Regions from separate parts of the Homo sapiens genome. Here region 1 is linked to region 2. Evidence: chromatin contacts called from ENCODE Hi-C or POLR2A ChIA-PET data. All regions are on one chromosome and are shown on one strand. The core of a region is the stretch at or near the end of the contact, and the rest is flanking DNA. Distances in the headings are between cores, read along the strand shown. Region 1 has its middle 98 kb from the start of LINC01170. Region 2 has its middle 190 kb from the start of CSNK1G3.

Region 1 (3,787 bases), core at 686-3,185, 840 kb before region 2:
GAATGCTTTGGTGGGGGCAGGAAGTTTGAGTGGCCCTATGAATGTGTGAGGTTCATTTTTGGAAAACTGAACAGTATTCTTAGAAATCTGACATATGGCACATGAAGGCAAGCTTGGAAGCTGGGCAGAAAAATTGTCCCCATCCTGGCATTTTATCTTGCCATGTGCAACCTATGGGAAAGGTGGAGCTTGATGACATAGAATCAATATGCCTTTTCCATGTTTATGGGGATTGCATCCCGTTTTCTGACTTCCCAAGTAAGCTTAGTTCGTGCTGATAACATAATGGCAGCCATTTTTGCCCACCATCACCACTGAGGTGTGGTAGATTAAGAAGGGTATAATGGAATAGAAAGTGAAGGAGGCAGAGAAGAGAACAGGGGTGTGGAAGGGAAAGAAGAAATAGATAAATAAATGTGGAAAAGGTCTGGTGTAAAGAATTAAAGGGTCCTGGAGAGTTCTCGAGCTAATCTGGCAGCAGTAATGGCCTGGCTTCTGAGGTTAATTGAAAGTTGATGGAGTTGCTGAACTAGAAAATTTCCAGAATTATGAATGTTTTTTCTTGTTTGTGTAGATCCAGGACAGCATGGAATTTATATCTTTTTTCTGTGTAAAATAATTGCCATATCAGCAAAAAGACTCATTTATTAAAATCTTGCTATGGTGAATTGTTTGACAAACTGTTGGTTTCTGCTCTGGTGTTTTCTATAAAGAACAAAAGTGACTCAGTGCTCCACATTCTTTGATTATCTTAACATAAGCCTAGTGCGACATGGTCGAGTTCAACACCATGACTGTATTAGACACGGGCAGGCAAATTCACTGGCCATAAAATAGTAGTGGGGGTTTCTCTGTAGGTAAAAACAGTGGTAATTGTATCCATCACAGAGGGCAGAAAGTGATTGTACACAGGGGTCAGGAGAGCAATCTGCCAGCCCAAACCTCATGGCAGCACTGGACGGTGCGTTCATTTTAAGCCTGCTTCCCCTCCTTTGAAGCCGGAAGTTATTGGCTACTGCCGGAGGCCTGTTATGACCATGTGAGGATCAAAAGCCCGACTAGGGGTGGGAAATCCTTTGTTCCTGGCTCTCTCATAATAGTTTTTTCCTTTTCTTTGACTGAGAGAAGCAAGTCAAATAGGATTATCCTAATGGAACAGAAGTGTTTTATATAAAAAGTTCAAAAAAGAAATCCAAACAAATGCCAATGTCTTTCATTTACTGAATACTGTTTTATTACAGAGCCAAAATGGAAAATATGTTGGTGGCCAGAGGGCCATTTTCTGAGGCTCTAAAGAAACTATCCTTTCTCAAATTATGACTGATTAACAAGCAAATGTAATGGTCTTTTTAACCACAGTAAATAAGTAAAACAAATGTTTTTTCCCAAACTCAAAGTCTTTAAAAATACAGACTTCCAAGACTGGCCTCTTCTCAAATTACTTTACTACAACTCCAACTTGTTTCAATTGTTGAAAAACTGAAAACCATATGCCCTAAAATGAAAATATACACTTAAGTGATACCTTCAGGGTATAATAAAGTACAATATAGGTGCAAAAAGCACAATGCAGTGGTTAAAAATATACAAGCACAACGGCAAAGTAATAAAATAACATGATTATAGTTATTTTCTGGGCACCATTGTTTTAGAGAGGAACCATCTCCCACTTAAATAACACTAACTTCCTGATCATAAGGCATTTGCTGACATGGATTCTGAGCACGAGATCATTTCCCAACAACTCTCTTTTGTCTGCTTGGTTATGAAGAATGCTTTGGTGGGGACAGGAAGTTCCAATGAATGTGTGAGGTTCATTTTTGGAAAAACGAGCAGTTATTCTTAGAAATCTGACATCTGACACATGAGGGCAAGCTTGGAAGCTGGGCAGAACAAATGTCGCCATCCTGGCATTTTATCTTGCTATGTACAACCTATCTTGGCTGTGTCAAAACAAAGGACAGACCCAGGAGTGTTGTGGGTATAGGTAGGCTTTCTTCAGCAAGGGGCTCGGCAACGTGCTTTGGTGAAAATCCTGGAGGTGTGGGTAGGCTTTCTTCAGCAAGGGGCTCGGCAATGTGCTTTGGTGAAAATCCTGGAGAGAGTTTGGCTATCTCTTGAGCTGCCTCCAGAGAGCAGGTTTATAAAGAAGGTACTATTTATTTATTTATGTGAGATGGAGTCTGGCTGTGTCGCCCAGGCTGGAGTGCAGTGGTATGATCTCAGCTCACTGCAACCTCTGCCCCTTGGGTTCAAGTGATTCTCTTGCCTCAGCCTCCCGAGTAGCTGGGATCACAGGCACACACCACCATGCCCGGCTGGCTAATTTTTTTGTATTTTAGTAGAGATGGGGTTTTGCCGTGTTGACCAGGCTGGTCTCAACCTCCTGATCTCAGGTGATCTACCTCCCAAAGTGCTGGGATTACAGGTGTGAGCCACCATGCCTGGCCTAATTTACTCTTGCCATTAAAATTTATTGGCTGGGTGTGGTGGTGGCTCATGCCTGTAATCCCAGCACTTCGGGAGGCTGAGGTGGGCAGATCACGAGGTCAGGAGATCGAAACCATCCTGGCTAACACGGTGAAACCGCGTCTCTGCTAAAAATACAAAAAATTAGCTGGGTGCGGTGGCAGGCACCTGTAGTCCCCACTACTCGGGAGGCTGAGGCAGGAGAATGGCTTGAACCGGGGAGGTGGAGCTTGCAGTGAGCCAAGATAGCGCCACTGCACTCCAGCCTGGGCGACAGAGAGAGATTCTGTCTCAAAAAAAAAAAAAAGAAAATTTATCTGGGTAGCTGGCTGCCAGTTTCTGTTTTTTCAGCAATTTAGGTAGAAAGTGAGGAATGGGTGGATTGCTAGATGGATATATGGAGTAAGATAAATCCTACCATTTTTTTTCCCAACCTCCATGCCATTTTAGTATTGGTAACACCAGGGTAAAATGATGAGCTACAACAGCCTGGAAATGGGAAAGGTATGCAGGCATTTGGGCATGGACAGTGGTGCCCTGCTTTGGCCTTGATGCTGTGGTTTATGGATTAATTTTGTAATTAACGTATAATACATAATGTATAGGCTATTTAGTATATTGTGAAAACGAGTGGTAGGGAGAGAACACGAAAGTGTGCCAGGTCATGAGGGAGATTTTTGTGTGTGTTTGAAGTGGCCTCCCTTGAGGCAGGTGGTGAAGCAAGACCAGAACAAATGGGAGGGTGGAGAGGCAGGGTGAGCTAAGGTTTCCCTGTAGAGAAGGCAGCTCAGTCTAGAAGAGAAATCTTAAGGCAGAGGATGAACTCAAGGGCCTATAGGACCCAATGCTAATGGGGGTAAGTGCCAGAGGCCTGGAGGTAAACTGGATGTGAATTGCAGAATACATGAAGGCCAAAGTGAGCAGCCCTGCTACTTGCAGCTCTGGACTCATGCTACAACACCAGAAAGCAGGCTAATGCTGCCAAAGAGAAGCTGGGAATACCGATTTTTTTATATGAATCTGCAGGTTTAAAAAAAATGGCAATTGGTTAGATTTTTTCTTAAACATTGCAAAAGCTGATTCAAGCTGTAGTGTTAAGTTTTGCTTTTGATTGCCAGTAAGACCTCTGTTTTGGTGTCTTAGTCCCAAAATGCTCACAGTCAGGTGATACGGGAGCAAGGCAGGAACACATCCCAGGTAGAAGTATCAGAAGGGGAAAAGACACAGGGGTAGAAAATAGCCTTGGGTAGGACTGGGGCACAAAGCCAGGATGTGAGCCAGTGATGATGGAGACAGCCAAAGGAGGGGAGCTAGATTG
Region 2 (3,745 bases), core at 280-2,779:
ATACAAATTGTGAATGCAGGGAAGGTAAAATATCATTTAAGAACTAATCCTCAGAATATTCATGTAATAGCCCAGAGTATATCAGTATCTTGAGTGGAAAAACCAAGGCTCCAAGCAAAAATTTCTTATCCAAGTCACATTAAATCCATTATCATACTGAAAACTGAACTCATGCATTCATGCATATACTAAGTAGGTCTGTGTCCACTTGGAGATTAATAGATACTCTGAATTTTGATTACACATTACTCAGTCTGCTCTTCTAGCCCACAATCTCTAACACTTCATTTCACTCTATGCCTTAGAAATGTATTCCATTGAGAATTTCTAGGCATGTGCATGATGCCAAGAAGTCAGAATGAGTATGGGTCAACCCCTAAATTGGAGATTCTTAAGTAAAACAGGCAAAAAGTAATGTATAAACTGACCAAAAATAATCACATCCCCTTGAAACCAAGTATTTACTTTAAAAGATTAGGGCAATTTTTCTGCTTCCTGAATTGTTGGGATTATAACTCCAATTCTTCACTTACTTGGACTTTGCCAGATTTGGCTTCAAATCATGTGGCACTGATGTAAAACACACCCAGAGACCTACCATGAAGTTCAAGCACCAGGAAAGCAGCACCACAAGGAACAAGCAAAAAGTAGCAAAACAGAAAAGTTAACCACTCCCAGGATTTCTAGAACACAAAATCCGTAAGAGGCGAAACCAGCGAATCTCTCCTACATGGGAAAACTTTGTCTTATGGGGAATTTTCAGGCACAAAAATAACCCATGTGACAAATAAAGATGATAGAAACAGGTAGCAAAATCCTACAACGGGCAAGAATGCATCTGGTGTCATCTGTGACACCAAATTTCAGATTCTCTCTCACGTAGAAAAAGAGTGGGCTTCAGCCACAGGGTGGAGGGACTGCCCATTGAAAACTACATATGGTACCTCTAAAATGGTATACTGTCCCCACTGTTTTTTTAGAACAACTAGACCTGAAAATCTGTTCTGAATGGAATAATCCCCTTAAGATCTGTGTTTGGTTCCTCCCTTACTGAACAGCATCATCTCTCCGCTCTCCTTTCTACAATGTAGTGATGAATAAACTAAGTGCAAGAAAACCGCACTAATATGAGTGGAATCAAATAGATCAGGCAGGCACAATGGCTATGTTTCAGGAGGCTGGATAATTCAGGATTAAAATATGTGCCTCTGTATGCCAAGATGCAATGAGCATCCCAGCCATTTCATTCAGCAAATCAAATAGTCTCTCTTTCTCAAAGACGACCATGTTGTGGAGCAAATACATTTAGGACCAGTGTTACCGGAAGCAAAAGAATGTTTTTCCTAAGTGCCAGAAAACAGGCGATTTAGACATAAGCAAACAGCCCAAAGAACCTGCCTGACTCTTCCCTGGCAGAGGAGAGCCACAAATAAGGCAATAACATTTCAGTTTCATGAGTCAGATGCTAGAGAATGAAAAGATTTCCTCTTTCTGCTGTGGGTCATTGTGGGGATGACTTCAAGAGATATCACCATGGAGTTCACACAGCACAACAAGCACAACAATGGAAACTTGGAATGGCAGCATTGCCTGCTCTCTAACGTGCCAAATCCCTTATGTTAGCTCTTATACACATGCTATTTGCTTAGAGTATTATTTTTTTCCTCCTCATCTCTGCAATTTTGATAATAGTTTCTTTCCCATAAGTTTCTTATCTGACTGCAGAATCTAGTGGCCTTATAAGAATAATTGAAGAAACGTAAAGCCTCTCATTACCAACCAGAGAGCCTTAAATACATGTACCATAAATGTTTGTGGAATCAAACTTTGCTTAATCAACATCTGTTTGAGGCAAATAAATGTAAAAGTTATTCATTAGGGTCCAGGTCATCTCCACTATTTGAATTTGGGTAAGATTTGCTCCTGCTGTAGTCCAAAGGAGAAGTTATATTCATGAATATTTAATTAGTGCCACCTTTTAGAAAAAAAAAAAAAAACTAAAAGGAGAGCAAATAGCAGCTGCTTTCTAAAACCTTACTCTTTCTTGCATCCTCAACCTCCAATAAGAATTCTATCCAACCATGCTGCATATACAGATGTTTTAACTTTCCTCCCTGTGGCAACAATTGTAGAGTTTGTCTTACAACTCCAGCCCAACTCTTTTGGAATATACTCCACTGACAATTAGGGCAGGAAAGCTTAGGGCTCCCAGGCACTGGCATAGCTTGGGCTCCTTCCATGACCCAGTCTCTACCAAGTAGACACACCCACATGTGATTTGGAAGGCCAGAGGCAGAGCCTCGGCTTGTGCTGCTTCTTTCTGTTGATGAGCACAGCCATGGAAGATATTAATTTCTCTGTTGCAGTAATAATCAAGGACCCAGGGTCGAGTCCTTAGTATGGTGCCACACTGGACCCAGTAAGCCTTTCCTGGGGCCAGAAGAGGAGGACTGAGCAGAAGGCAAGAGAGAAAATATCCAGACTCAAGGTTCCTGACTCACAGCTCAGAAGGAAAAATAAAAACTTGTGGAGGGAGAGACAGCCAGATAGCTGAGGCCTGAATTGCTAAATAGTAAGGCTAGTGCCCTTCTCTCCTAACCTAGGCAGACAGCAACCCTTTTAGAAAAGTCTCACATCTGTGGATATGAACAGACACTTCTCAAAAGAAAACATTTATGCGGCCCAGAAACACAAGAAAAAAGGCTCACATCATCACTGGTCATTAGAGAAATGCAAATCACAACCACAATGAGATACCATCTCACACCAGTTGGAATAGTGATTATTAAAAAGTCAGGAAACAACAGATGCTGGTGAGGATATGGAGAAATAGGAATGCTTTTACACTGTTGGTGGGAGTGTAAATTAGTTCAACCATTGTGGAAGATAGTGTGGCAATTCCTCAAGGACCTAGAACCAGAAATACCATTTGACCCAGCAGTCCCATTACTGGGTATATACCCAAAGGATTATAAATCATTCTACTATAAAGACACTTGCACACGTATGTTTATTGCAGCACTATTTACAATATCAAAGACTTGGAACCAACCCAAATGCCCATCAATGATGGACTGGATAAAGAAAATATGGCACATATACACTGTGGAATACTATGCAGCCATAAAAAAGGAATGATATCATGTCCTTTGAAGGGATATGGGTGAAGCTGGAAGCCATCATTCTCAGCAAACTGACACAGGAACAGAAAACCAAACACTGCATGTTCTCACTCATAAGTGGGAGATGAACAGTGAGAACACGTGGACACAGGAAGGGGAATATCACACACCGGGGCCTGTCAGGGAGGTGAGGGCAGGGGGAGGGAGACCATTAGGACAAATGCCTAATGCATGCAGGGCTTAAAGCCTAGATGATGGGTTGATGGATGCAGCAAACCACCATGGCACACGCATATCTTTGTAACAAACCTGCACGTTCTGTACATGTATCCCAGAACTTAAAGTAAAATAAAATAAAATAAAATAAGAAAATTCCCACATTTAACGTGATGCTGTATTCAACATGAGAGAGATGGAGTAAGTGATAGCTGAGGGCAGATGAGTGTCAAGACAACTATGTAGGGTTCCACTCCAGAATTATATATAAAGAACAATCAAGAATTCTTAGTATCCCACCTTCAACAACAACTAGAGGGGGCAGAAATATTATGGGAGGTGTGAACAGGTAGATATATGAGGTCAGGAGGAGGTAGCTGCAAAGTTCAGAGCTTTTGCAATTAGAG

The links. Hi-C counts contacts between places; a loop is a spot of excess contacts on that map. ChIA-PET counts read pairs that join two places held with the same protein, here RNA polymerase II (POLR2A).
Region 1: a loop to region 2 is called in a map of endothelial cell of umbilical vein, with 4 times the contacts of the local background. The contact joins two enhancer-like sites. A Hi-C loop is called at or near these places in 1 of 168 maps with a recorded cell type or tissue (endothelial cell of umbilical vein). POLR2A ChIA-PET finds 5 or more read pairs at or near these places in 1 of 52 experiments (activated CD4-positive, alpha-beta T cell).

What each region holds. Positions count from the first base shown.
Region 1 is chr5:124,534,564-124,538,350 of GRCh38, reverse strand. No RefSeq gene overlaps it. Among named protein-coding and RNA genes, the nearest start is that of LINC01170, 98 kb to the right of the region's middle. Within about 2 kb of position 1,935, at least 3 of the 41 ENCODE cell types and tissues checked have a DNase peak (open chromatin) inside an H3K27ac peak, as active enhancers do; they include endothelial cell of umbilical vein, where a contact is called at or near this core.
Region 2 is chr5:123,698,540-123,702,284 of GRCh38, reverse strand. No RefSeq gene overlaps it. Among named protein-coding and RNA genes, the nearest start is that of CSNK1G3, 190 kb to the right of the region's middle. Within about 2 kb of position 1,529, at least 5 of the 41 ENCODE cell types and tissues checked have a DNase peak (open chromatin) inside an H3K27ac peak, as active enhancers do; they include endothelial cell of umbilical vein, where a contact is called at or near this core.